Regions from separate parts of the Homo sapiens genome. Here region 1 is linked to region 2. The links are chromatin loops, found by intact Hi-C in ENCODE. Cell type or tissue: PC-3. All regions are shown on one strand. Each heading gives the region's core, and the rest is flanking DNA. Links, peaks and the distances in the headings are about the cores only.

Evidence for each region. Peaks named below come from ENCODE experiments on the same cell type or tissue, not always from the same donor. Only the 100,000 strongest peaks of a DNase experiment are listed, where the experiment ranks them.
Region 1: it touches region 2 in a loop (5-fold over the local background); 17 of 110 quality-filtered maps call a loop at or near these places.

Annotation. Positions count from the first base shown.
Region 1 is chr2:64,304,803-64,320,006 of GRCh38, reverse strand. No RefSeq gene overlaps it. Among named protein-coding and RNA genes, the nearest start is that of MIR4433A, 28 kb to the left of the region's middle. In PC-3, for the core only: a CTCF peak has its summit at 7,460; a DNase peak (open chromatin) is centred at 7,486; H3K4me3 peaks cover 378 bases.
Region 2 is chr2:64,194,917-64,210,120 of GRCh38, reverse strand. LINC00309 (long intergenic non-protein coding RNA 309) reads left to right here and starts at 4,636. Exons shown (of 6, transcript NR_033837.1): 1 at 4,636-6,831; 2 at 7,033-7,128; 3 at 8,763-8,893. RefSeq lists an enhancer at 5,542-5,871. In PC-3, for the core only: no CTCF peak of the experiment used is centred there; a DNase peak (open chromatin) is centred at 6,790; H3K4me3 peaks cover 1,791 bases; H3K27ac peaks cover 3,483 bases.

The DNA.
Region 1 (15,204 bases), core at 4,393-9,392, 110 kb before region 2:
CCAGTCTCTGTTGGGTGACTCTGAGGCATGTCTACGCAGCAAGACTAACCCCCAGTTGCCCTCAGAGATAACTGAGAACACACTTTTTTTTTTTTGAGATGGAATCTTACTCTGTCGACCAGGCTGGAGTGCAGTGGTGCAATCTCGGCTCACTTCAACCTCTGCCTCCAGGGTTCAAGCGATTCTCCTGCCTCAGCCTCCCAAGTAGCTGGGATTACAGGTGCACACCACCAAACCCAGCTAAATTTTTTTTTGTATTTTAGTAGAGGCAGGGTTTCACTATGTTGGCCAGGCTGGTTTCGAACTCTTGACCTCAAGTGACCCACTTGCCTCAGCCTCCCAAAAAGCTGGGATTACAGGCATAAGCCACTGCGCCCGGCCAATAACACCCTCTTTATTGCCTTTCTTTCCTTCCCTGTCTCCTTTCCCATTTCCCCCTTAATGTTTCCTGGGGTAACCTTCCAAATGAACTCTTGTACTCAAATCCTTGTTGTGGAGCATGCTTCTGGGGAACCCAAACTAAGACATCCATCTCACGGACTGCTCTGTGAATGTGACTGAAAAGTCGCCAATGTCACCCTTACCTCTGCTTCCTAAGAACAAGAATAATATAGTTGGAAGAAGGGTGACAGCTAACTCACACATCATTGGATTAGTACCTAACCCTATCAAAGTGCATAATCACCAGGTCTTATTGCTGAGCAATGTGGTGGCTGACAGTGTTGACCCTCCTGCCGTCAGCAACTCCCATCCTAACCACAAGCAACTTCCAAGTTCTTCTTTAGCTCCGTTGGCTTTGAATTTTTATGTGGCACACTGTTTAATCTGCACCTAATTGGAATAGTATTAAACTCATTCTTGATTACTTCTCTCTGGAAACTCTCATCTTATTAAGTATTTAACAGAAGTTCACATTCATTACTGAAGCCGATCAGGCTCTGTTATTTAATGAATGAAAAGAGGACAAATGCCAGACCCACAAACCCATTTTCCTGGCCAACCTTGTTTGACAATGCAGCTTTCCTAACTCTAAGGTTGTCATGTTTGTTAAAAAAAACAGTCCTTTCAGCTTTTCTCTGATTATTAACTACCTAAATTCTCTACAGATCCTCGGAATACCTGCAATAATTTCTAACAACAGTAAAGGAGTGGTTCTCAGCCATAGCTGTGCATTAGAATCATCTGGGAAGCTTTTGTTGCAAGGGATTCCTGGATCCCACTACAGACCAATCAAATGGTGATGTGCAGACAGTAGTATTTTAAGTCTCCAGGTGGTTCTAATGTGCAAACAAGGATGAGAACCACTGATTTAGGGGAACAGAGTTTCTATAAGGCTTTGAACACCAGCTGCCCCAGGAGCTACAGATTTAGAAAAGCAGGAAGAGCTAAAAGTGTCATTGATGACAGGCCAAGTGACAAAGCACACATCATAATATAGTCACTGCATTTGTGGCCTGCCCTATGCTTCACTCCACCCTTTACTCACACTTCATTCTCTGCACTTGAGCCAAGGGACCTCGGGATGCCCCTCATCAACCATGTAATGATCTTTTGCTCTCATAATATAGCAAAGACTTCTCCTCTCCTCCCCTAAGAGATTTCAGATCAGGAATTTTATTTTCTCACTCGAAAGTTGAGCTTCATGTAGTCTCATTTCTCATGCATTTTAATTTCTCTATCTTCAGATCTGAGTAATTTTTGCTCCTGGGTGATTTTTGAACCTTCAGTTATTAGATGAATGTGGCTGCCTTCGTCCCTGGGGAGTTATCCTACAGGAGGTGTTTCTTACATCCCCAGAGTCCAAAAAATCAAAATGGAACCTAAATGCTGTGATATTTCTTTATGACTGAGCTCTACCCACAGCTGTCCCTTTATGGGCTTAGGGCCCTGGAGGATTTCAAGCCTGATAATGTATAAACTTTATAAAACCTTATAAAACTTAACAAAATCATAGTGATTATTTGGGATTCCAAGCCAAGGTAACATAATTTAAGTGAGTCCTTGAGCCTTTTAAGATGTTTTTATATCTTGGCATGTATCTGCATTTTTTCAGAAGGGGGAGACAGTCTATAGCTTCTTTCAAATCCTCAAACAGGTGTGTGTCTTCACACAGTTTAAGAATTAGCAACTTCATGCTTTTCCCCTCTTGCTCAAGAGCCCAAATACAGACTCTTTGATGTGAGAGGGACTCATATTGAGCCTCCTGGTCTCTTCCCTCACTTTGTTGCCTTCTCCTACCACCATCTAGGGGCTCTAGAATGTTACAGGATATAGCTTTCTGGTCACCAGAGAGGAGGCCTAAAGTCACAGAGCACCTGAAAGTCAAGGAGACAAAGTGATCCAGCTCCCAGGATCCAGCAGTTCTTTAGAAGAAAATATTTGGTATGGGTTCTCTGGTGGCCCATGAGATCCTAAGCAAACACTGTCCCAGACTAACATGACTCCAGGCTGAGAGCTGGCTTCACTGGAGAGAACAAGCCTCCCTTTCTTGTGCAAGCATATGTGATCCTTTTCTTTCCCCAAATTCTTAAAAAGGCATGAAAGGTGGTCATTTGTCACTGTCAGGCTTCCCACTGTATCAAAGCAGATACTTACCATGCTGAAATCCCACCTCAGCATACACCTCACTCCCTCACCTTGGAAAGGTTGAGTCTCCCAGTTTCTCTGCTGCGATGCGATGTTGGGGGGGCGGGGGCGGGGATTAATAATGTCTCACCTTCAGGGTGAGACAGAGGACTCTGTAAGTTCCATAAAGGGGAGGGAGGCTGTGAGTGTGTATGGGGGGTGGTGGCACGGGGAGAGGGAGCCAACATTTATTGACTCTCTAGTATGTGCCAGGTGTGTGCTATACCCTTCAATCATGATCACTGCCTGGTGAGCAGCTGCAGGGTACACTCAAGAGAGCAACTGCTGCACAAGGTCACACTGTTGGGCTGGAAAAATTCTCAACTCCAAGAGACTTACTCTTAAAAGAGGAGGAATAAACCTTTATAGTGCCTGTGACAATGACCGCCAATTGCACCTAGTATTTCATGCTTTTTCTTTAGCAGCACTGCCCAGTAAAACTTTCTGAGATTAAAATGTTCCATGTCTATAATGTCCAATGTGGTCATCATGAGCCACATGTGGCTATTGAGCACTTAAAATGGGGCTAGGCTGACTGAAGAACTGAATTTTAAATTTCATTTAATTCATTCAAATGTAAATGGCCATATGTCCTAGTGGCTACTCTATTGGACAGTACAGTTCTATGGTAGATCTGACTTTTAGCTTGACCCATGGTCCCCTGAATTGAAGCCTCTAATTCACAGCCTGTATTGCAGTCATGTGATTAAGTTTTGACCAGTGGATGCGAGGGGGGTGATATAGGCAACTTCCAGGCTATGCCCTCGAGGGAAGGGCATGCCCTCCGCATTGCCTTTTACTCCCTCCTGCTGGCTGGCCCAGGGTGTGGCCGTGAAACATCTGGAATCATGAAGACAACACCTTAGGGAGGGTACGGCAATAACATAAAAGGAAACTGGGTCCCGGAGGATGCTTTCATGAAGCTGTGCCCTAATTCCAGCTCAGACATCTATGCGTGAGAGAAATAAAAATTCCACTTCATGTAAGCCACTGTCATTTTGGGTCTGTGTGACTCTGAGCCACACCTATGTTCTATCCTAGCAGATATACAGTCTTCCTCCCTCTTACAGAGACTGGGGAAAACAAATGTCCCATGTATGAATTTCAAGGCTGCTGTCAGATCTTTATGCAATTTAAGGGCAGAAGCATTTGTGGAGCCTCTGCCCAGCAAAGCACTTTGGTGGGCTGGTCGGTCTGCAAAGGTAGACCTGAGTTTAGTGGGACATAAGGTTATGGAGAGCCAGATTCTATGCACAAGAAAGAAATCAGGATTTGGGGGAGAAGACTGGCTCTTAGAGAAGGGAGAAGGACCTGGAGAGAGAAGAAGGGACCTGAGAAAACAGCATCAGGATGGGCCTAAGGGGTAATACAGTCAGCAGGACAGTCCCCAGGGCAGGAATAATGGATGGGCTTTCTCATCAATGGCAACTGTTGTCCCTGTGTTGAGCTGTACTGCAGACAACCCCTTGCTTGCTCCAAACACTGCTGCACAGCCCAGCCTTGTGTGGATGGTGCTTTGGAGAAAGCTAAGGAATTGGGGCAGCATCCAACATGGGACAAAGCAATATGAGGAACACAGCAGTCTTAGAAGGAAAGACACGGGGTTCACTCAGGAGTGCAGAGGAATGGAGAAATCTGAGCAAGAGGAGACTAGGAGAACGGGAAGGTCCTCAAGAGTTCCAGCAAACTTTGTGGGAAGAGACATGCTGGCTTCCACCAAATGTGGGATGGGGGTTCCTGCCACTTCACTTGAATGTTAGAGAAAAGCATTACCCCAGAAGTGTGTATGGCCTGCGGCATCCAGGCAGTTGACACTTGGTTTTGCAGTTCCTCGTGGGACCATCTTTCCTCCTGGCCAACTCCCAAAAACCTGACAGCCAAGTTGGGAAGAGAAGTGAATGTTTCTTTCATGCTTTCTCTAACTTGGCTTGGATTAAAGGAGAACTGCTTCTCTTAAATCAAGAGTACGCAATCATTAGGAGGAGTGAGAAAATCTGTAGTTGGTAGAGGGCCAAAGTGGATTGGTGATCCTGGTGGTTGGAGACATTCAGAACAGGCGTTTGGGAATTCTGGGTTTTAGATGGGCCAGAATCCCATATCCCAACTGGCTCCTGAGACAGAACATGGAACACTTGCAGAAAGGTGTTAGATGTTGTTTCTGCTAATAGTAACACTATGTTTAATGTCCAAATATATTCTCTGTTTACACTTGTTCAAGTGATGGAATTTTAGGAGCTACACCTGGGGTAATAGAAAGGTGACAGGTGTTTCCTTGGTAATTCTCCTGAATATGGTTCTATCACATCTCTAGTCAAACTAAGATATAGACTGAAGCTTGGGACCCATTGGAAAAGGATCATTTGGGAATAAAAATCTTCACATTTATTGAGTGCCTTCTATGTGCCTGCGTGCTGCTAGACACTCTACACTAGTATAGTCTTCACAATCCAATGATATAACTTTATTTACATAATAAGGAAACTGAGGCTAAAGAGGTTGACAATGTGGCCTAAAGTCACACAGTGAGTACGTGGTATGGTTGGGTTTTGAACTCAGACTGACTGGCATTGGAGTCCACATACTTAGCTACTACCATATTCTACCTCTTTGCTCTGGGGGCGTTGTACTTAGGCACTGGGTGCACACAACCCTTCAGAACCATCCAGGGTCTTCCCATGAGCATGAAACTGCACAGAGGACTATATCCTCAAATGGCGAAGAGCCTGGGGTGAAGCTACACAGCTATTAATGTGCAACCTAGAAGTTTTTGCTTTTATTAGTTACATACACCTCTTTATCAACTTAGTTACTAGTCACATCCTAACAACTGTAAAAGCAGAACATTTCCAAAACATTTCTCTTATTTGATATTCCTAGTAGCCTGAGTTCCAGGCAAACAAGATTTTATTGTAATCTGAACAATAAATAAATGGTTATTTTCAAGCCCAACTTTAACTTTACTGAATATGTAGCATACTTATTATTCATTGCCTGCCAAAGCCACATTTTCACTAAATCTTGCAATTAGTGGAAAAACTATATTTTAAATACACATGTATAGTAGGTGTATTGAGTATAAGCCTTAATGAAATTCATTTTAAAACAGTGGAGTATCTGCTTGAAGACTGTATGAAGTACATTTTCCCGTGTCTTTTCTTAGGTTAATAAATATCTAGGGACCAGTTTAACTGCCGGCTTCAAGTAACCTACCAAGTAAAATAATATACCTAATGATTCTAGAAGAAGACATTTTCTTCCATTTTGAGGCAGTGTCTCTTATCTTGAAATTATGAATTTGAGGTTTATCTGATAGTGACTTTGCATGACCAAAAATGCTTTGGAGATTATGACATTAATTTTTAAGGAGGAGGAGGTCCAGGACTGTTGTTTTGTTGTGTAAAAATCTGTATTTTAAACATGTAATTCATTTTCAGTTCTACATTTTGTGTATATTGAGTCCATATTGCCGCCTTGGTAGAAAGCACAAAAGAGGGTTTTTAAATTTTCTGTTATATTAGTTATAAATGTTATAAAGGAGATAGAATTGAACAGCTTGTAACTGTACTGAATTTGATTTTCATTTCATAAGATTTATAGAGTGATGTGAGAGTTTAAACTTGTCCTAAAAAGGCTCTTAAATGAAAAACATGTCAGCTGTATTGAAAAAGGGCCTCAAAGAGCTTCTCCCTGCAGGAGTCAGAACTTATTATGGCATCATCAGCTAGTTTCAGTGCTGCTGGTGAAATGTGATTTCTCAGATAAAACAGCATCCCAAGAAATGACATTTACAAAACTTGGTTCTAGCCAGTTTGGAGCAAGAATTCACACATTCACACTGCTGTCCTCACTGCTGGCGGAGACCAAATTGAGAACATTTTTAGCAGGAAGAGCTGGCACTTGGCTCTGAACCCCATGGCTAGCGCCTGTGGAGAAACAGATAAGGAGTTGTACGGTTTGCTCCTAATAACCATGTTCCCTTGACATTGTAAATTTTTGCACAAAATTACCCAGAAGGCATAACAAAATACTCTTTGCTACAGTAAACCACTCCCGTGCATGGAAAGTATATAGTGAGCACTGGAGAGATCCGGGCTTCCTTTTCCAAAGTTTTTGGAACAGACTCCAGGTTTCTTTCCACCCAGGGGAAAAGCTGCTACAACACTTAAGGGCGGGGGGGGAGGGGAGGTGGGAATGATTAAAATTTGTTTTAAATGTGAATCATGACAAACCTATGAATTAGAAACTTAGAGAAAAACTTATTTGAGCAAGGATAGTCGCCAAAAAGCTCAGAGCAAAATTGAAAAAAAAAAAAAAAAGTCCTGATGCTCCAAGACTTCAGACTTGTATGCATCTGGTGCTGTTGAGAGACGCCCTACACTGAACTGTCTCCCCCCGGGGCCAGACGGCGCCTCAAACATTCCCCCACAGCCTCCTTTTAGATGAGGGCACAACTCCGTGAAGCTCCAGGTAGGATCGAATGTTATCTGGAAGAGGAGATACGTTAGTCCCAAACTGCTGATTGTCAAACTATCAGAGTCCTTAAGGAATTGGTCTAAGGGTAGGTAAGTTTGGAACGTAGGAGCTGAGTGGAGAAGGGAAAGGGGATCAAGAAATGGGTTTCGAGCATGAGACAGGGCAGAGCTGGGCATGAAAGGGGCCCTTGGAAACCAAGGGAGATTGGGTGCCTAAATTTTGGGAATAGGAGATGGGATAGAAGCACCTACATTAGTTCTCATTGACTATGACCCAGGTATGCAGAGTTTTTTTAAGCCAATTTTTCATAAGCTGTTATGCAACATTTGTCTTCATCTGTCAGGGAGCCTGCAAACCCAGTTGCACCACACAGTGGCGTGATTGTTTTCCTCCCGTCTACGAAGCTCTGGTTTCAGTGGCTCTGCCAATCACAGCTGTTTCTGGATTGTTCACAGGGACCGGGCACGGGAGCAGCGTGGGCGGCTGAATTCCATAGAAGCAGAGACCTCATTGTGACCATCAGCCCCAACTTGCTTTCATGGGGTTTTCACCAGAGCTTCCCACAACAGCTAAATAAGGGGTAGCATTTCTCCCTCGGGCCCCTGTCTGATGCCTCCTGTCCTCTAAGAGGGGTAGAAAGTGAGAGGAAAAAGCTTAGCAAGTCTGAATTATCCTCAGTCCAGACAATCAGCCAAGGGATAACCAGGAACAACTGGGGTTCCCCCGGATATTTGTTGGCCGTCCTCCCCTCGTGCTCTGCTTTGCAGACCTATCACTCAATGGGCCCTGAGTCAGGGGTAATTTACTAGCTATTTTACCAGTCTCACTACTTCACAGCGGGTGGAAGCTTCCAATTGGCTTGCAGCCCTCTAAAGCTTACAAAAAAAAAAGCCTATTTTCTGCCATATTGAGCTTTTAGGCTCTAGGCAGAGCTTTAATAAACTGAGCCCCAAAAGACGTCCCTCACATAGGGGGCTCTAGACAGCAGCCCTGACGCATGGGCCGATCTATTTCTTGCCTAAATTAAAAAAGTCCAAGTCTATTTTTCCCCCTCTTTCTGGGAAGCTGACCTAAACAAGTAAGGATATGCTATAAATGCCTTTCAAGACTCCACTTGCAGGTTCTAATTATAATTAAGATGATAATATTACTTTGAATTTGCGCTTTCTTCCAGAGTGCCCCGAGCGCTCTCAGCTGCGTGACGGCAGGTATTACGCCCTCATGTGTATCCACTTGCAGCTTCTAATTACACCGTCTTTTGATTCTGATTCTGAACTCACCTTCCTTCCCTGAGCCTGGGGCACAAGGGCCGCCTCACTGGGCTAACTTCCCTCGGTGTCTGGCCTGCCCTTCATTCAAGTTATCTGCTGGAGGAGGTTCCCCTGGCGGGGCCCCTGAGAGCTGGGCCTGACCTGCAGGCCTTTGCAGATGCACTGGCTTCCTCAGGCCCCATCCTGCCGGGAGCCTCTCCGCTGTGGCTGTCGTCACCCTCACTCCCCGGACTCCTGGGTGCCAAAGAGTGAGCCTGGTTTCCTGCCCTGTCTCTAGGGAAGGGCCCCTCTCTGAAGGTGCTCCACACCCAAGCCTGCCCTCAGTGGACTCTCTGCCCTCATTGCCCCATCTCCAGGGCAGGGGCAGGCTTGGACTTGCTCATGTCCCGCTATCCCGTGCTGGCAGAACACAGAAGCTTTGTGTGGTCTTCCAGGATCCCCTTGAATGCGCGCTGTGGGAGGAAATTCTGGCAGACTCTGACTTTTCTGGTCCCTCTAAGCTAAAAGAGTCCTACAGTCACTGAAGCCATGAGATGTAATCTCCTTTCAGAAATCAAATGTCCACTCCTGTGGAATAACAAAAACTCAAAACTGGATTTAGAGTCCTCATCTTTCTCCCAACTCAGGCCTACTATGGGCGTGGGGCGGTTGTGACTGACTCTCCTTGCCCTCTCCTCCCTTCAGCTGCTGACTATAGTGCCCCAGGGTTGGAGGAAGAGGAAGGAGAACTAGAGAAAGGTGCAAGAAAGCTCCAGGGTGGGCCTTCTCAGCACTTAACTGCTATTAAAGTTCAACCTTCCTCAGCAACTCCCTCCCCTTCATCATCACTGAGTTCTCTCACCTGTGGGTCGCAGGTGAAAGGTCGATGCATCGCAATCCCAGCAGCTGCCTCTGCTTCCTTGGTTCCTGGAAATCCAGCAACATCTCTGCTTCTCTTGGCTGAGGTTCCTTTACCCCCAGGGCACTCAATGAGCCAGCTTCCAAGTCCCTGCCTTCATCCTTTCCCCATTTCCCCTAGCCCAGTAAAGCCCTCTGTCTGCGCCCCTCCATCTGAAGACCTTCGAGGTTTTCAAGGCTGGTCCAATCCAGTCTGCCCCCAGACTGAAGGTGATACACATTAAGTTCTCCTTAAGCCCCTCTATCGTGAGAGGAATGAGCTGCATCCTCCATTTCTCCCCACTGTGTGCACAGGCACTGGAGCCTTCTCCAAAAATCCTCCCTGGAAACCTTGTCCCTTCACTCCCATTTTCAACTCTATTTTTAATATGGATCTTGGAGAGGGGGTTAAGAATAATGTTTTTTTCCTGACTCTGTGGGTCTCATTTTGGAACATGGTTTGTGTTGTCTTGGTTCTTTAGATGTAACCCAAACATGGTAGGAAAGGGAAGCATGAGCCGAAGTCCTCCCTGGCCTCCCTTTGGGACTTTTTTTTTTTTTTTTTTTTTTTGAAACAGAGTCTCGCTGTGTTGCCAGGCTGGAGTGCAGTGGTATGATCTCGGCTCGCTGCAACCTCTGCCTCCCGGGTTCAAGCGATTCTTCTGCCTCAGCCTCCTAAGTAGCTGGGACTACAGGTGCACGCCACCATGCCCAGCTAATTTTTGTATTATTAGTAGAGACGGGGTTTCACCATGTTGACCAGGATGGTCTCGATCTCTTGACCTCGTGATCCACCCACCTGGGCCTCCCAAATTGCTGGGATTACAGGCGTGAGCCACCGTGCCCGTTCCCCTTTGGGACTTTAACATCACATGTTCCCAGGGGCTCTGATTGTTAGAATACAGATTGTCCCCGCTTCCAAGTTGGGGCTTTTATGAATCCATAGTGTTAAATCTCTGGAGGAAAACAGAAGGAGGATGTCTGTGTGTGCTTCCCTGTGAAAATCAGTACAGGTGTAGGTAGTCTTCCTCAGGCTCCACTCAAATTTACTTAGGCTTTCCAGCAAGAGCAAGACAGCCATGATGTTTGGGATCATTTTATGCATGTATCTTCTGGGTGCCTGGTACCCAGAAGTTTATTTCACCTAATCCCAATCTATTTCCCTAATGACACAACTATGATGTGTCTTGGAATACTTACCCCTTCTGTTAGTATCATCCAGGTGTCTAAAGGAACAGTTTGAAGAAGCATTCATATATTTTGGAAAATGATAGTCTAAGACACTGCCCAGTATATTATCTTGTATATAGTACCTATAATATACTACTTATTATATAAAAGGTAATATAAAGAGGCCAGGCGGGGTAGCTCATGCCTGTAATCCCAGCACTTTGGGAGGCCGAGGTGGGTGGATTGCCTGAGCTCAGGAGTTCAAGACCAGCCTGGGCAACACAGTGAAACCCCGTCTCTACTAAAATACAAAAAATTAGCCAGGCATGGTGGCATGTGCCTGTAGTCCCAGCTACTCGGGAGGCTGAGGCAGGATAACTGCTTGAACCCAGGAGGTGGAGGTTGCAGTGAGCCAAGATCATGCCACTGCACTCCAGCCTGGGTGACAGAGTGAGACTCTGTCTCCAAAAAAAAAAAAAGTAAGATATTGAGCAGTATCTTTGACTATCATTTGTTACCTTCTGTTAAAGGTAAACATGATAAAACAACTACTGATGTTTAGTGCTAGAAAATATTTCTATCCATAAGCAAACATTTATGCTTCCTTTTATTTGCCAGTGAGAACTATACAACTTGATGTATTGCTTATTTTGCTTTGCCTACCAGGAAGCTCAGCACTAAATTTAGTGTTCAATTGCAGCAACTAATTCATCCCAGCAATCTGGTGTGTTTATCTCATTTCACTTTTATTTGGTTTCTGTTATTTTTCTCTTTTTTAAAGCTTTTGTTGGCCAGGCGCAGTGGCTCATGCCTGTAATCCCAGCACTTTGGGAGGCTGAGGCGGGCAGGTGACGAGATCAGGAGTTGGAGACCAGCCTGGCCAATGTGGTGAAACTCCGTCTCTACTAAAAATAGAAAAAAAAAAAAAAATTAGCTGGGTGTGGTGGCTTGTGCCTGTAATCCCAGCTACTCAGGAGACTGAGGCAGAAGAATTGCTTGAACCCAGGAGGTCAGAGCTTGCAGTGAGCGGAGATGGCGCCACTGCACTCTAGCCTGGCGACAGTGCGAGACTCTGTCTCAAAAAAAAAAAGCTTTTGTTATGTTTTTAGATATATTCTAACACTGTAAACCACCTCCAATCCTGTTTTTGTAGTTGTCAGGACATATAATAAATCCAAAATAAATATGAATAAAACTCACATTTGTTCATTCTTCCAAAATTGTTTATTGATCACCTCCTACATGTCCGGCATTTTGCTAGGTACTAGGAGAAACTCTGGAGGGCAAACAGACTAGTGCTCCCCTTGGAGAGCTCACAGGCACCAGACTCCCAGGCAGGAGGAGGGCAATGAAAACCCAAGGCCCCAGGGAAAGAGCCTGAGAAGAAAAATGATGAGATTGTGGAGTTGTGGCAGCCAGGAGAAACAAGTGTTTGCAAAGAAAAGGTAAATCCTCTGCTGCAAAGAGACCAAGTAAGACAAGGACTGAGATGTGCACACTTGGCAACAAGAAGGTCACTAGCTACTCTACCAAGAGCAATTTCACTGGAATATTAAATGAGAGATAAAGAAGTAGGGTCAGCAAGTGTCGACAACCCCTTCACAAAGTTTGGCTGAGGCAGAGAGAGACAGGGTGGGCCACTGGGGAGAATGTGATGACTTGTGCTAAAAGTGGCTCAGCCCCATCAGGTACCACCTAGGTAATGTCAAATGATTATTTGAATTCCTGTTAATATCCAAGTCTTTTTGATAGTCTGGGAGACTTGGACTATCAGGTCAATGAGAGAGGAAAAACACAAATATTAATGCTTTAGCTGCTCATTGCTCGGCTATCTTCTATTCTGTTAAATATCACTGTGGCTGTGGGTGCTGTCTTCCCAGAGCACCCAAGAACCCAGGAGCACCTTAAGGACTCTATTCTCAACTCAGATGTCTGGCACGTTTGGCTGCCAGTATACCGCTGGCCTCCATCCCAGTTCGACTTAAGAATACCACACTTTACAAAATCTGCACGATCAATTCCTCTGCACAGCAGAGGAAGTGGAGTTGGCCAACAAGCCCCATGAGCATGGGAAACACATTTACATTCAATTTTTCCAGGTCTGGGTTTATGTCCCACCTGGACCTCTGCTGGTTGGTTTCCTTATTCACCTGGCATTAGCTTGATTCATTGTAAGGATGGCTCTAATGACATGACAGCAATCTGCATTGTGATTTTGGTGTTGTGAACCTAGAAACAGTCCACATATCTTCAAGACAAACATAAGGGCCATGTGAGGCTCTTCCAAATTTACTTTCGTAATAATTGAAAGAAAAGTGGTAACTTTCTCCAAAATCACAGCAACTCAATATATAACTAATTACATGATATTCTGCCTCCTATTCCTCCTCTATCATGCACTTAACTTGCACATCACATAAACGTTCAATCAACTATCTCCTATTTTATAATGAGAGTTGTGCAATTACTTACATTTCTTTCTTTATCTTGGCTGCCAGGAAGCTCATATACAGGTTTTATTTTCAGATACAGCAACCTTCTTGAATTTTTCATTTGGCACATTTATTTATCCACTTACTTTGAGTCTATTTTTAAAATTTTTGCTCATTTTTTTTACTTACTATATATGACATTTTTGGAAACTGATTCATACCTTTTTTGAAAATGAGGTAGGGAATACATGAAATCAATGGATAATTATGCATTCCTCTGTTCCTTCTGCTTTCAGCTTACTCTCATTTGTGATATGGAAGGAATTCTTGTTTTCAAAGATAAACTCGTTGCTATTTTACCAAAGACTTTAGGGATGTGCGTGTGTGTGTGTGTGTGTAGCAAGATGCATTGTAGCACAATAGTTGAGAATGTGAACTCCGAAGACAGACCACCTGGGTTCAAATCCCAAATCTTCCGCTTCCCAGCATAGTGCCCTTAAGAAAATTTCTTTCTTAATTCTGTGGACCTTAGTTTTAATTATGAGAGTAATAATACTTAACCTATACTATGATTGTGAGGATAAAATGCTAATACATTAATACATGTAAAATGCTTGGAACATTAATGTTAATGGTTATTGTTGGTGTGGGCAGGGCAGAGAGGTGGTGCTGGAAATCAAGTCCCTCTCCAAAGGTGGAGAGAAGGTGGCACTACTGGTTGCTCTCCCTCCCTCCCTCCCTCTAGGTACTTTAGCCAGACTGTAGAAGGCAGCTGCGCAGTGGTAACTGGTTTAGAAATTTCCCTACTCTGCACAACAGGCCTCGGTTTTCTGCTCAAGATCCTTGCTCCACATGATCTCATTCTAATTTTCCCTACTTTACTTATTGAACCAAAAAAACTCCATAGGGACTTATGTCTATTCTTATTTTAATCCATCTCTTGAGCTTTTCACTCCAATGGCTTTTTAAAGACTTTCTATTTAGTTTTTTTTATTACTAGTCAGTTGGTCACTTTTATTCTTATATATGTTCATCAATAAAAGAGACAAATAGTCCTAGAAGGCAATCTTTTGTTCCCTTCCCCACAGAAGTCACTTTCAGTTCTTTTTAGCTATTTGGGATTTATTGCTATGTCTCTAAATAACATATTTGTGTTGTTTCTTGTCTGTTTATAGTTTGCTTTAGTGGTTGACATCATGCTGCTATTCCACTATGAAAAGCAAGAGATTTGTTCTCTTTCATTCTCATGCCCTATCACAGCCATTCATCCTCCTTGTACTCCATCCTAATTTGATTATATCCTAATTTGTTAGGATATAAATAGTTACATCCTAATTTGATTAGGTCATTTGTGATTATGTAAGCATCTTTGATTGCTGGGCCATGTAGTGTACTAAGAATACGTTTCCTTTCCTATAGCAGTTTTTATTTTCCATGGAATTAATGATTATTTTTCTCAAGTTCCATGATGTTGCTCTGGGCAGTGATGTCTTGAATATCGCCCCACAAGCACAGGCAACAAAAACAAAAATAGGCAAGTGGGATTCCATCAAACTAAAAAGCTCTGCACAGTGAAGGAAACAATAGACTAAAGATACAACCCACAGATTTGGAGAAAATATTTGCAAACCATACATTGGACAAGGGGCTAACATCTAAAATACACAAGGAACTCAAACTACTCAATAACGAGAAAATAAATAACCCAATTTTTAAATGGGCAAAGGACTTAAATAGACATCTCCCAAAAGAAGACATACAATGACCAAAAAAATATGAAAAAGTGCTTAACATTTTTAATCATAAGAGAAATGCAAATTAAAACCACAATGACATATCACCTCACAACTCTTAGTTTGGCTATTATAAAAAAGATGAAAGAAAACAAGGGCTGGTGACGATGTGGAGAAAAGGGAACACTTATACACTTTTGGTGTATTGTAAATTAGTGCAGCCATCTTGGAAAACGGTATGGAGGTTCCTCAAAAAACCAAAACTAGAATTACCACATGATCCATCAATCCTACTACTGGGCATATACCCAAAGTAATAGAAATTAATATGTCAAAGAGATATCTGCAGCCCTATTTTCACTGCAGCATTATTCACAATAGCCAAGATATGGAAACAATTTAAGTGTCCATCATGCATCAATGGATAAATAAATTTCTTAAATGTGGTATATATACACAATAGAATACTATTCTGGCTTTAAAAAAAAAAAAGGCCCTCAAATTCTGTTATTTGAGACAACATGGATGAACCTAGAGAACATTAAGTGAAATAAGCCAGGCACAGAGAGACAAATATCATCTAATCTCACTTATATGTAGAATCTAATCAAGTTAAACTCATAG
Region 2 (15,204 bases), core at 4,340-9,339:
GCAGGCCAGACACAGTGGCTCACGCCTGTAATCCCAACACTTTGGGAGGCCGAGGAGGGCAGATCACTTGAGGTCAGGAGTTTGAGACCAGCCTGGCCAACATGGTGAAACCTTGTCTCTACTAAAAACACAAAAATTAGCCAGGCGTCTTGGCATGCGCCTGTAATCCCAGCTACTCGGGAGGCTGAGTCAGGAGAATCGCTTGAACCTGGAAGGTGGAGGTTGCAGTGAGCTGAGAATGCCACTGGACTCCAGCCTGGGTGACAGATCGAGATTTCATCTCGGAAAAAAAGAAAGAAGAAAGAAAAGAAGAGAGAGAGAGAGAAAGAAAGAAAAAGAAAGAAAGAAGAAAAAGAAAGAAGGAAGGAAGGAAAGAAAAAGAAAGAAAGAAAGAAAGAACGAAAGAAAGAAAGAAAGAAAGAAAGAAAGAAAGAAAGAAAGAAAGAAAGAAAGAAAGAAAGAAAGAGAAAGAAAGAAAAGAGCAAAAGAGGCCTTCTCAAATTGATATATGTTTTAGGATCTTCACTCCCATCCTTCTCAAAATGCTACCATTTATCTCAGCAAGAGCACCTTGTGAAGCATAAGCACAGCAACCTTTGCCACTTATACCCAAGACCTTGCAGCTCTTAGCATCCAATGTCTTACTTCCAATAATACTGTACGATGGGGAAAGGCAGTGAGTTGGTATGTGGGTGCTGTGGGTGTGAGGAAGATAAAGACAGAGGAGGAAGCATGTCTTAAAAGTCAGATATAACTCCAGTGACTAATTTTGACTGTAATTTTGGTGTTTTGTGCTAATAACAAAGGCTAACTTCAAACCCAAAGGTGCATGTGTGTTTGTTTGTTTTTAAGACTTTTCTTTTTTGGAGAGGTGAGAACAGCAGGAATTTTTTGCTATTTTGCTCTTTATTCAAACTATACCTAAGCCATATCATGGTATCTAAATCACTGGTAATATCCTGAAACTTGCATTTTAAAAATCTGATTTAATTTAAATAGCTCTGAAAATATCCTCCAAAAGAGATAACATTTATTGCACCCACAATCATAGTAAAGATCATCTCTAAGTAAAAAGAACATGTTCTATCTTATGCCTTTCACTGACACAGATCATTCCTCACCTAGCTGTATAAGTAGTTTCCTTGTGCAAGAATAAATGTTGAAATTATGTTTAATATACTATGGAAAAGAATGTATTGCTAATCTCTGTGTGAAACTTATGTCTGTGTTAGCAACATTCCAATTGTAATATAATATAGCAGAATGGTTAAGAACACTAGTTTTGAGACCTGCAATGACAGTGATGGCCCAGGAAGTGCCGATGAAGGGGGAGGCATGCCCTCCTGAGTTCATCTGGGCACTGGAGAGACAGGTACTGCGCAGGGTTGGGTCTAGGATGTGGCAGAAAGACAGAACATGAGGAGGATGCAGGGCCTCCTGCTCCCATGCAGCGCTGGCTACCATGGGGGCAACAATGCCTCCATGCAGCAGAAAAAGTACTGCAGGGAAAGCTGCATCCTCAGGCCCTGGTGACCTGCAAGTTGGAGAAGTTCCAGGACCAAACAACCCAATGCACCTGCAACAACACAGTCAAAGAGTTGATGGATACGGGGAGCAAGAGTGTGGATGAGCACATAAACCATATCTATGATCAAAAATATAAAGGGTTCCCTCTCATCCACTGGAAAATAAGGATCTTTGCCCATGACCATCAGGGTTAAGAACAAGAACTATTTAAAAGAATGAAATATTTTGTCTTTTAAGAAAAATTAAGGAATGAAGCAATCAAGAATTGTATTAAGTTCAAATAATACGTTAACTTGCCACTGGACATTTGGCTCCATCTTACATTTTGATCCATAGGAATAGAAATTGAAGAAAGTGATGATAAATTTTGGGTCAGAGCCTGGGCACAGTGGCTCACACCTATAATTCCAGCAATTTGGGAGGCCCAGGCAGGCAGATCACTTGAGGTCTGGAGTTCGAGACCAGCCTGGACAATATGGTGAAACCTGACTCTACTAAAAATAGAAAAATTAGCTGGGCATGGTGGCGGGTGCCTGTAGTCCCAGCTACTCAAGAGGCTGAGGCAGGAAACTCGCTTGAACCCCGGAGGCAGAGGTTGAAGTGAGCCAAGATGGTGCCACTGCACTTCAGCCTGGGCGATGGAGTGAAAGTCTGTCTCTAATAAATAAATAAATAAATAAATTTTGAGTCAGTAGTAGTGCAAGATTTTTCTAGAGCCAGATTTCATGCAGTAAGAGCTTATTTTAGCAGTATGGGTTTCCCCTGTCACACCAAGCCAGAGCCCTCTGAACCAGTTGTTCTTGGTACACAGGTAGCAATGAACTAGAAAATTCCCCTAATCTACCTGTGGTCTGATAGAATTTGAAGAGGGTAATTCTGTTTGTTGCCAAACTCCCATATACCAGGATGTGCCACCACACCATTTTCCATAGGCCATGAAGAAACCTACATGATGTCATTTCTAATTTGAAAAGAAAAAATATTTTCAGAGTATTTTTGTATGGTTTGGTTTGATTTTTATGTTTGTTATGGTTTGAACGTGTCCCATAAAGTTCATGTGTTGGAAACTTAATCCCCTACCCAACAGCATTGAGGAGTGAGATCTTTAAGAGATGACTTTAAGAGACAGGCCCCCTTCCTCACCCTCTCTCCTTCTCACACTGTCTTGCTCTTCTGCCTTCTGCTATAGGATAACACAAAACACAGGCTCTTGCCCGGTGCAGGCCCCTGACCCTGTACTTCCCAGCCTCCAGAACTGAAAGAAACCTGTTCTTTATAAAATACCCAGTCTCAGGTATTCTGTTATAGCAGCACAAAATGAACAGGGACAACATTCAAGGGATTGAAATTGATTAAGATGTGGCACTTGGAGAGAAGGGTAACGATTAGAACTTGGACAGACTCCTGATAGAAGTGCCTTTCTTTCCACCAAGACACAGCTGTGCTTTTCTCGAGGTTCTTGCACATTACATCTTTCAGCCTGGACCCCATGTGATACATGAGAGGCATACATCATAGTGGGCATGGGAAGCAGAACTTTTCTCTTACCTCCATGATGGACCCTGGTGCTTCCTTCCCCTGCTCTTCTGCAGGAGAATAGTGGGAAAGGCAGTGATGCTCTGCTTTGAAGGGAAAAGGGATTTTGATTATAATGTGTACCAGTGACTGGGCACAAACACTGAAAGACAGATTCTTGGCTGCTTAATTATGAAGTGTTGTAAAGTACTAGATTTGGGAAGACTTGTTTTTTTCTCAAGCACAATGGGATGAAAGCCTAAACCTGGCGTTGCTTGTTTAGCCCTCTCTAGTTGCAGAGCCACCACTAAGAAGATGCCTTGGAAACAGTGAAGATAAGAAAACCATGTCCCCTTTAGCACAAAAGAGGATCGGTGCCCCCTTTTCCAAATACCACTTTTGGTCAAGCCAGGGTCCTCTGGGTCGCGCCACGTTCCTTCCCTGGCCTGGGCATTGTGCTGATTAGAATCTTGCTCTCTTTCTACCACCTGATTATTTGAAATGATAACAGCCTGTATATTTGCAACTTCAAGGCTAGGATATAGTTTCCTAGTGATTAAAAAATAAATAAGATTTACTCCACTCACCCACCCCTGGCCATAATAAAGCTACAGCTATGAATCAGACCCACCAATATTTGAATCTCAACCCCTTGACTTACTAGTTAGGTAGTTTGGGCCATTTTTTGTTTGTTTGTTTGTTTGTTTGTTTTTTCAAGACGGAGTCTCACTCTGTCACCCAGGCTGGAGTGCAGTGGCGTGATCTCGGCTCACTGCAAGCTCCACCTCCCAGGTTCACGCCATTCTCCTGCCTCAGCCTCACGGGTAGCTGGGACTACAGGCGCCCGCCACCACGCCCGGCTAATTTTTTGTATTTTTAGTAGAGACGGGGTTTCACTGTGTTAGCCAGGAAGGTCTCGATCTCCTGACCTCGTGATCCGCCCGCCTCGGCCTCCCAAAGTGCTGGGATTATAGGCGTGAGCCACCGCGCCCGGCCGGTAGGTTTGGGCCATTTTAACCTTCCAGGGCCTTGGTCTTCTCACTGTTTTTGTTTTGTTTTGTTTTAAACGGAATCATTTTGCCTACCTTCATGGGTGAGGATCAAGTTAAGTCAATGCAGGTAAACTATTAGGCAACTAGTCAACTCTCAACATTTGGTGGTTATCAGAGTTCACTATGTGGATGAAGACAATACAGCTAGGAGCCCTCCTAGACAAACCCTGGAGAGGAAGAGCTGCTGCAAAGTGTGCAGGAAGCAGGGGGCACCAATGCAGATTTTGCACCCCCTTTCCTCAGGAACTCCCAGGAACAGCCAGGTCACTCCCCAAGCTGCTTCCAGCACCCCCTCGTGTATGCTGATCACTCCTCCAGTGGAAGTGAAAATATTTAATACTTGGAGAACTTTGCAAAGGTCAACTGTGGCTAATAATCCATCCCCCAAGAACCTCATACCACAAGAACACAGACACACGTGCACACATGCATGCACAGACACTCATCTGGCTTAAGAGCATCAAGAGTCAAGGAGGTAGAGCAATTCCAGAACATTATTTTCTCTAGATGTCAACTTCCACAGAGCAGGGCCAGAGAGATTCTGGGACCTGTCCCCAGGGGAATTATTTCTAATACCCTTGATAAAATGTACAAAGCTAGGGTAGGAAGTAGCAAGGTGACAGCAGTGGTTAGGTGGAAAGTTTCTCTAAGAGAAAGAACTAATGAATTCGTTCAATTGAAGCTTTTTAAATATATTTATTCCTGTCACCTTTCAAGTCAGCAGCTTTTTCCAGGTGACATGGCAAAAGGGCCTGGCAAGTGCACAGGGTTAAGCCAAGGACTATCAATACTGCTCCCTAAAATATTTTCACCTCTGGTTTTGGGGATCTGCTTCTTCTCGGGGTCTCTCCTGCTGCTTTCCTGGTAATAGCACCTAAGAGACCCATGAAACAAATCCCCAGTTCAATACAAATTTATAGCTGAGTAAATATGAGCATAGGCTTTAGGAATCCACAGAATTGGAGCTTTGCTTAATACCAGCCGGGAAAATGTGGTTGTCAGTTAACCTCTCAGAGCCTCTTCGAGGCTTGGTTCGCTCATCTATTAAATGAGTCTGAATAAGCCCTACTCCTCCAGGTTGTTGCTAGCATCAGACGAGAAATGTATGCAAAGCCCCAGTGCCATGGCTGACACACAGGAAACATTCAACAAGTGGTAGTGCATTTTCACTAAGTAAAAGGAGTAATGATTTCTTTAGTGGTTTCTTTTAACACAGGGGTTTCTATCCATCCCAAATAGAGGATAGATATTCTAATAAAACAATCATTTATGTGATTTGTGATTACACCGTACAACTCAAGTTCCTGTGGAATGTTTAGCGTAATCAATCCGAAGCTCTCAGCAAGCTCCCTGGGCCTGATTTTCAAATCCAATGTTACTGTAGCAAAGAACTAAAGGAGGGGAAGAAAAGCACCACTGTATTAAATACACCCTCCTCCCCTTTTTCCTAAAGGCTGTTTGTCCCCTTCTCTTGATAAATCTTCAGTTCCCAGAGAGCAGAGACTCTTGGGAAACAGGAAGTAGCAAAATGCCAGTGAGAAAATCCCCAGATGAAGAGCAGCAACAAGTCTCCGGGCAACAGTGTGGTCAAAAGGGGGAAATTCCCCCATCAGCGCTCAAAAACAGTCCCTCAGGAAAGCTTAGTGAAGGTTAATTTGGGAAATTCCCTCAGAGGCCATAGAACAGAAACGGAAAACTGCTGTTTAAGAGAAATCTGAACGGAGCAAGCCAGTTCGTGGCTGCCTGGGGTGCTCTCTGCGTGAACCGCGCTGCTGCTCCAGCCTGACTTCCCCCTTTTCATCCTGATCCTGAGGGCAACCCCGAAGGGGTCCAGTTGCCAGAGCCACTTGACACCCACCCTGCCCAGGCTCCCAACCCAGGAGAATTAATGCCGCAACACCCAGCCTCTTGAAACGAGCTGCTGCTAAAGCAGATTTGCCTCCCCGTTAGGACCTCCTGTGACCCACCCTCATTCCTGTCCCCATGGTAGACTAGCAAGCCACAGTCATCATACTGTGAGTGTCCCTCACAGTCACTTGCTATAACAAGTCCATCAGGTTTTACTGGGTTTTAATCTAAATGTGACCTTAGGATGACATTTCTTAGTGCTGCTAAGCTCCAAGAGGCAGGGAGGAATCCTCCCCACAAAGAAGAAGAAAAAAAAAATCACATAAACATTGTCCCATGAAAGGCTTAGAATGGAATATCCTCTGATCAGCTGAAGCAGAGAAAGCATATAAACACTGCTGGAAAGGGGGCTGGGTCAGGGGCAAGTACTGGCTCTACAGAGCCCTGATCTCCAGATGCAAGCGAGGCCCAGTTCCCTGCTGCAACCAGCTCTCCGTGAATCATTTCCATTCCCATAAAACTTCTATTTGCTGTTTTGTTTTGTTTTTTTATGTGTGACTTAAAATGACCATTTCAAGAAGATGACAAAAAGGAGATTTCAGTAGAAGAGAGAGGAAAGTAGACTCCATCATGACAGCCTAAATTTGTTTTACTGTACACTTACGCAAAATAGGTATCAAATTTTGGAAAAGAGATTTTAAAGGAGAAAGTACTCTGGGTTTAAAATTCTATTAAAAAATATGCTCTACTAGAGCGTGTGTGCCTTTTTTATGTAATCAGGACCCACTGCTGTATGAGTCACAATTATAGATTCTACTTTCAAATATTTTTTGACTCCTAGAAAACAGCCCTGACAAAAACCACTTTTCTGATGTCTTCAAACAAACAGGTTCTTATTCACTTTCATTCCTGTGGTTTTGTTAAGATTCTTTTCTCCAAAAATTGTAAAGATTCTCAGCCACCTAGTTTTTCCTATGCTTGAAAAAAAGCAATAAACCTCCTTTTTAGGTTTGCATGTTTCCTAGCAATTAGAATAGTCCTTAAATTCATTTTGTATACACAAATAGTAATTACAATCGTTACATTTAAGCTACTTTCAAAGTCTCCTACACTTGAAAATTCTAGACAGACTGTCAACATACTCTCAAGAAGTATTCTTTCCATTTTTCTTCTGGGAAAATAGCAGGTATTCAATTCTTAATTCCTAACAAGGAATATTTTTTATTTCGGGGAAAATTTTTCACTGGCTTTCAGCGCCACTATAGTTGTGAATGTGAAATCAATTAAACGAATATGTGGGTCAGCAAAAAAAAAAAATCTCTTTAATGCAGGCACAGATGAAACAGATTCCAACATGGGGCTGAGAGTAATAAATAAACTAATAAAAAAAGGAAAGCATGGAGCAACTTTGATAGAAGTAAGCTGTTTGCCTTTGCCCTGGAAAGTTTATAGTGTTTTAAGCAATTGTAAACATGTCAGTATACGTGGATACCGTTTCCATAGCAGCATAGCAACAGTTAGGAGTTTCTCCAAACATATCCAAAGGAAACTAAAAATAGTCTGTCTTCAATATCAAAATACATACGTATACATATTCAGACAACAGTACATAGAATGATGTGTAATGAGAAGTTCTGCAAACACCAACCTTTCACAAAAGTACATTGCGGATAGTTTTAAAAACCATTGAGTTGGGTGTTTTTAGAAATGGAATAGAAACCAGAGTCTGAGGGAAAGCCACATGCCACATTGAGTTCTAAGATCAGAGGTCCTTGACAACAACTGCCTTCAGCCATTGCTTTGGCTGCTCTACCTGACACTGCTTTTGCCCTTAAAGACCTCTGTGCCCTATTCATCTTTGGCCTGTACCAAAACTGGAGTTGAGTATATGATATGATACATACTCTGATCTCCATTTATTGCAGTATTCTCTCATCTTCTTAAGTTTTCTAGCCATTCATTTCTTCCTCCCTATAGAGATTGGACAGCAGCTGCATTTTGTAAAATAATGTAAAACCACAACAAAAATAATGTGAACCAAGTTCACATTTTCCCAATGAACTGACTTAAACTGACGCTCAGTGACAGAAATAGTGATTCCAAAATGAAGACAGAGTGTCAAGTACATTTTTGGTCCTTCGCTGTTTGTACTTTTTATTTATATCCAAGAATTACAAGTATTTTAAAAACATCATCTAGTGGGAAATATTATTACTAGGGTATATATAATTTATCATCTAAAAAGGAACACTTGAGAGTGAAAGGGGTTGCTATTTATACTTACATTGGGAAAACAGGTGTAAACCAAGACTGTCTCAGGAAGGCCCAGATGAATGGTCACACAGTGTTACACATAAGAGTGTAAGTGTCTTGAGGGCAGGAATGTTTTATTTATTTTTGTATCTTCAGAATCTACTGCAGTGCTTGACACCTAGAAAGAATTCAACAAATGCTTTTTAAATGAATAAAATTTATCATTGGATTATGTTTTTGTAAAACTTTGAAAAGTATTTCTTATACATAATACTAAGCTGAACATATTTCTTTTTTTAGGTCCATAGTCCACATGTTAGGGTAAAATAAAATCTTATGTAGCACTACAGGGTGAATCTTCTTCATCATCTGATCTTCTCCCTCAAAGTAAAGAGGATAAAAATGGCAAAGTAAAATATATCCATGAGTCATAAAAAAGATAATTCTATCAGTCTGGGAGGGGTTTATGAAAGCACTAAAGAAAGGTTAGAATATGAATTCAGATAGGAAGCAATTTTATAATCTGATTTCTATGGCTATGATCCTGGTTTTATTTTTCTTTGCCAGGAATTTTGGCCCCTAGGGAGAAATGCAGAAGGAGTAGCAAATGAGCACACTGACTGGAAAGAATGCTATTTGTCTTTCACTATGTGGAGTTCAGAAGAGCACTGGCCATTGGCGAAGTCCCAGAAGTGAAGGTAAGAGCCTCTTCTCTTTCTGCCCCTATCTGCCAGTTTTGCAAGGAGTGCCTTAACACAAATCATTTTTCCATTTGATGGGCCTCTAGTCAGTTCTTGGTTTTGTTCATTTGTTCGTTTGTTTTGTTTTGTTTTTAGATGGAGTCTCACTCTGTTACCCAGGCTGGAGTGCAGTGGCGTGATCTTGGCTCACTGCTACCTCTGCCTCCTGGGTTCAAGTGACTCTCCTGCCTCAGCCTCCCAGGAAGCTGGGATTACAGGTGCTCACCACCACGCCCAGCTAATTTTTTTTTTTTTTTTTTTTTTTTTTTTTTTTTTTTTTTTTGTATTTTTAGTAGAGACAGGATTTCCTCATGTTGGCTAGGCTGGTCTCAAATTTCTGACCTCAAGTGATCCGCCCACCTTGGCCTCCCAAAGTGCTGGGATTACAGACATGAGCCACCACATCCAGCCTAGTTCTTGGTTTTTAAACCACACCAGGCAGGGTGCAGTGGCTCACACCTGTAATCCCAGCTACTCGGGAGGCTGAGGTATGAGAATCCCTTGAACTTGGGACACAGAGGTTGCAGTGAGCCGAGATGGCATCACTGCACTCCAGTCTGCCAGGTACGGTGGCTCATACCTGGAATCCCAGCACTTTGGGAAGCCAAGGCAGGCAGATCACTTGAGGCCAGGAGTTTGAGACCACCCTGGCCAACATACCAAAACCCCATCTCTACAAAAAATACAAAAAAAATAGCTGGGCGTGGTGGAGCATGTCTTTAATCCCAGCTACTTGGGAGGCTGAGGCAGGAGAATCGCTTGAACATGGGAGGTGGAGGTTGCAGTGAGCCGAGATCACGCCACTGCACTCCAGCCTGGGTGACAGAGAGAGATTCTGTCTCAAAAACAAAACAAAACTATAAACCACACCAAAGGATTGCTGGGGGAAGTTATCATTACATTCAAGCAAAGCACTTAGTGATCCTCCTATGAAAAGGTCTTGCTATCAATCTGCTACCCCTTAGTGGAGAGGCAGCAGAGTTTGGGAGATGGTATTACCTGTCCTTATCATCTCAGACTCTGCAGTCATTCTGTTTGTTTGGGTTTGCAGCCAGATTATTCTACAGGATGTTGCCTAGCATATCTGGATCCCAGTTTCTTTATCTTTCAAAGGGGAAAATAATAATAGTATCCCTTCTGGGGTTATTTGTGAGGGTTAAAAGATATCCATGTAAAACACTTGCGACATGAATCTAAGCTATTATTATTGTCTAGCTCTATATTTCTTTGGACATTTAGCAAGAGTACTACTGAAAAAAATATGTAATTAAAGGCAAAATTTGTACTTTCATGTTTCTAATCCAAATCAACCCAAATGTATGTAACCTAAGGCCAGAAGGAATCTGCTAGGCCTTAGGCCACTTAAGGACTAGATCCTATTTTCATCTCTTTCCCAAGAATTTAATTGTTTATTGCTCTCACACCAAGGAGACCTGGCGTTTTATTATTGTTGTTGTTGTTATTCATTAAATTCCATCAAACTCTAGCCAGTTTGTATTCTGGGCCATACCTAGCCACTACATTTTAGGGAAAGCCGAAGGCCTGTCCCAAAAGAATGATATCTCTTCTTTAATACCTAATTTAGAGGCTAGGAACATTCCAGATAAGTGAGTTTATTTACAGAATTATGTAAGGCTTTACATTTAATGAATTTCTGGTGTCTAAGGGTAGGAGCAGGGGGAATAGGCTCTTTATAAATACCAAATCATGCTGTTATCTACAGACTATGTGCCCGTTGGTTAAATAGAGCCAAAGTCTGTTCAGTTTGATAATTACTAAATTTGACATTCATAGAGGTTCTTTTTAATTCTGGGAGTAAGAAAACCACAAACTCATTAAATTATGATATGTTTCAACCCTATTATCCTAATACAATTACCCCACAGACTACATTGCCACAGGAAGTCTTTGGGACAGCTCCTAAGGGTTAGAAAGTCTCAGTAAAAGGGATTTGATTCACCTAAAAGCCACCACCGTGTGTGTGTGGTTTTTTTCTTTTTTTGACAAGGTCTTGCTCTGTCACCCAGACTGGAGTGCAATGGCATGATCTCGGCTCACTGCAACCTCCACCTCCCAGGTTCAAGCAATTCTCGTGCCTCAGCCTCCTGAGAAGCTGGGACTACAGGTGCACACCACCAAGCCCAACTAATTTTTTGTATTTTTATTAGAGACAGGGTTTCCCCAAGTTGGCCGGGCTAGTCTCGATCTGATCTCAAGTGATCCACCCACCTTGGCCTCCCAAAGTGCTGGGATTACAGGCATGAGCCACCACATCTGGCCTGGTTTAAAAAATAAAAGTGAACATTAATCCACTTGATATAAAGTTATGGTTAATGATTCTAAAGAAAGATATTTTTACTCATGCCCAGCGGAGTCTTTATCCAGTACATCTACACTGGCATTCAAAGTGACAAACAGCAAAGGAAACAGGATCCAACTTCTTTAAGAATATTTGGGGGCAGGAAACTTGGCCATACATCTGTTTCTTTTGAGTAACAATAGCAATAATTTACTTATCTAGTAGTATTGCCATTTATTCTTTAGCCACATCAAGGGAAATCTAATTATTTCCCACAAAATGAGAACTTCTAATGAAACTTTTCTTATTCAATTCATTTAATAAACTATAAAGGTCTAAATAGCACCTAGATTTTCTTAGCACCCTGACTTCTCCAAACCTCTCCTGAAATGTCCATGTACTATGAATGGGACAAGTGTGGCCGGGTGGAAGTGCATGAGACTGAGAATAGGAGATATTGCTTCCTACCACAGTCACGGTTCTGTGACTTAGTCGCTATGAAACTGGGTAAATCTTTTGGCATTAAAATGTTGTCAGAAAACAGGAAATTCACATAGCTTCAAAATGTCACCCCAGGCCGGGCGCAGTGGCTCACACCTGTAATCCCAGCACTTTGGGAGGCCGAGGCAGGCAGATCACGAGGTCAGGAGGTTAGCCATCCTGGCTAACACAGTGAAACCCCGTCTCTACTAAAAATACAAAAAATTAGCCAGGCATGGTGGCGGGCGCCTGTAGTCCCAGCTACTCAGGTGGCTGAGGCAGGAGAATGGCATGAACCCGGGAGGAGGAGCATGCAGTGAGCCGAGATAGCACCACTGCACTCTAGCCTGGGCGACAGAGCGAGACTCCGTCTCAGTTGCAAAGAAAGAAAGATATCTACACAATGGAGAAATTTGTCCTTCAAAATTAAAGTTTATTCCTGTAAACACTCCCAGTGGTGGCAAAGATACCTCCTTTAAGGTTGAATTTGTGCTTAAATGTCACCATTCCCATTCCAACCCAGCCTACATTTCTCTTCTTGTTATTTCTCTAGCTCAGTCCCTTATCTGTTGCCTTCATACCTCTTATCCCAACTCTGAAGTGTTTTATTAATTTGTTTGTTAGATGTTGTGGCGGGGGTGGTTTTGGTCTGTCTTTCTTATTATATCAGCTCCAAGAGAGCAGGAACTGTATCTGTCTTATGCATCACAGAATCCTCAACTTCTAACACAGAGCCTGACATGCAGGGGCATTCAATGAGTACTTATTGAAAAAATGAATCTATGGATGAAGGAGTAAATGAATAGATTTAATTTTTTTAAATACCCCAAGTTATTTGGAGTTAAATCTAGAAGGGAGAAAAATAACTAATCAACCTTCTGTGTCGTGGCTAAAAATTGAAGTAAAACACTAAGTATTTAGTCCCGAGTGGTCTGCAGACCCTAACCTTGGTTCTGAAGGCAACTCTAAGATAAAGAGTTCCAAAATGCTTTGCAAAATGGTGTCTTTACTAGGATAAGTTCATATCTCCCACTATGATTCCTGGAAGAATAGCACTAATTTGAATGTATAAGCTATGCCATTTTTTTTAGTTGTGTCATTTTTTAAAGCAAACTGTATTCCTTACCTCACAGTCCTACATACCCCAAATATCTCACATAACACCTGGAGAGGAATTTTCTCACTGTAAGTCTCACTTTAGAAAACTCCCTGGTCATCAGCTGACCCCATGAACAAAGCGTCCTTTCAATGCCGAGAGCAACCACAGCTGAATAGCAGATCGGATGAACCCATACTGCCATGGCTGTAATGACATCCTTAGAAACGCAAGAGTCCTCACTGAAAGAACAAAGATCAATATTTAGTTTCTTGCGTCCCTACAGGCTGTTCATCAATTTTATAGCCTCCTGTTTTGCCACTTCCCTCACCTCTAACTCCAATTTGCTCTTCTAGGAAAAGAGAAAGGTCAGGCTGGAAGTACATAATAGTAATACGAATGCAAAAACACTTCCAACAAAATCCAAAGTTTGAATTACAATAATTGTGCTATGTTGACACCAATATTTGGTATTTAAAAAAAAATAAATCTTTTGCTGTATTTTAAAACATTTCAATGCATTTTAAAAGAATAAATCTTTGGCTGTAGTTTAACACTTTTAAATGCATTTTTGGTAGTAACTAAATGGACTTTATTAACTACCTTACAAGTGAAAGAACAGAAAGAAAGGGGCAAAACTATTGCCTAGTTATCTTTTTTTTTTCTTTTCAGACAGAGTCTCACTTATCGCTCAGGCTGGAGTGCAGTGGCAATCTAGGCTCACTGCAACCTCCACCTCCCGAGTTCAAGCAATTTTCGTGCCTGAGCCTCAAATGATTTTCGTGCCTCCGCCTCCTGAGTAGTTGTGATTACAGATACCTGCCACCTTGCCTGGCTAATTTTTGTGGTTTTCTTTAGAAGAGACAGGGTTTCACCATGCTGGCCAGGCTGGTCTCGAACTCCTGACCTCAAGTGATCCACCTGTCTTGGCCTCCCAAAGTGCTGGGATTATAGGAGTCAGCCACTGTGCCTGGCAGCCTAGTTGTCTTTATATCCGTTTTATTCCCTGAAATCCGCAATACTAAGCATTGCACGGTCTGACTCTTGGCCTCAACCATTCCCAGACATAGACTTTACATGCTGCTGCCACGGTTTCAACTCCCATGATACACTAACCTCCTAATTTTCATACATTTAATTTCTTAATAAAACAAGGAAGAAATTAAGACTAGTCTCGTAGTAATATAGTTAACTTTCCATATAAATTTCTTCAAATAAACTTTGGAGCTGATGGCATGGTTCGGGAGTGTTTTCGATGATCAGCCAAAATGGGATGTGATATGATATGCAGTGAGGAGCTAAGCCAGGTCCTTGTCACCATCCACCTTTCCTGTTTAGAAAACAACCATTAACATCGCAAAGAGGCTGCCAAGTTAAGTAATTGTAAAAGACTGTCACTAGGGTAAAAATGGAAGATATCTGCCAAATGGAATATGTTGAATGAATGGTCAGTGTCACCCAAGGGAAACCACAGCCAGAGTATGATGTGACAGAGCCAACCAGATTTTTAAAAGAGCTGGGTAGCACCGCGTATGACAAGACCCCCTCATCCCACATTCCTGTGGTGGAGAGCATGGAGGTGACTGAGCTGTTGGTGGCAAACTCATGCCTTCTGCAACTCAATCAGACATCACCAAGGACATTATTATTCTCTAGCTTATGAATAACTATTTTTATGTCTTCACTATTTTTTATAAACTTATTGTTTGTGGAAATAAATTCCCTGGTCATAATGAAATAAAGGAAAAAAGAAAACAATACAACAGACTTTTTTTCAACCAGCGGAGCATATTTTCATTTTTTTTTCTTATGACAACATTTTTAAATTATATTTAAAATTACTCATCTCTTATTCATAACCATCCTGTTGATCAAGTGAGGGACAAGAGTAACCTGCCCAAGGTCCCCAGGTATCAGCTGATTAGGGCCTCTGGGCAGTTGTATCACTTTGGTTCCATCACAAGCTTTTCTTTCTACCCCTTCCCACATCCCATCTCCAGACACTCACCAGGTATGCCATCTCCAGGTGTCCTGGAGCTCCAAAATGACCCTGCCCTTTTCTTCAATAGTTAGTCCCTGTGAAGGTTTCAGTCTTGTGCAAAAATGACAAGTTTAAATGCATCTTTGTTGCATCACCCTATCTGTACCCTTCTGGTATCCTTCTCCTATGACATTCCATGAAGGGAGTTGTGGGCAGAGTCAGGTTGTACTGGGGTTGCAGAAACAGAGGAATCTTTATAGGATCATCTCTATGTTTAGGCATCAATCCACCCACCTCTTCAGATTCTGCCAAGAACTTTCAATTGGCAGAAGTCAGATAGCTCCATGGAGCCAGAGAGTGGTCCATTACCTTAATGTTGCATTATTCAATTTGTGTTTGAAAATGAATTTATT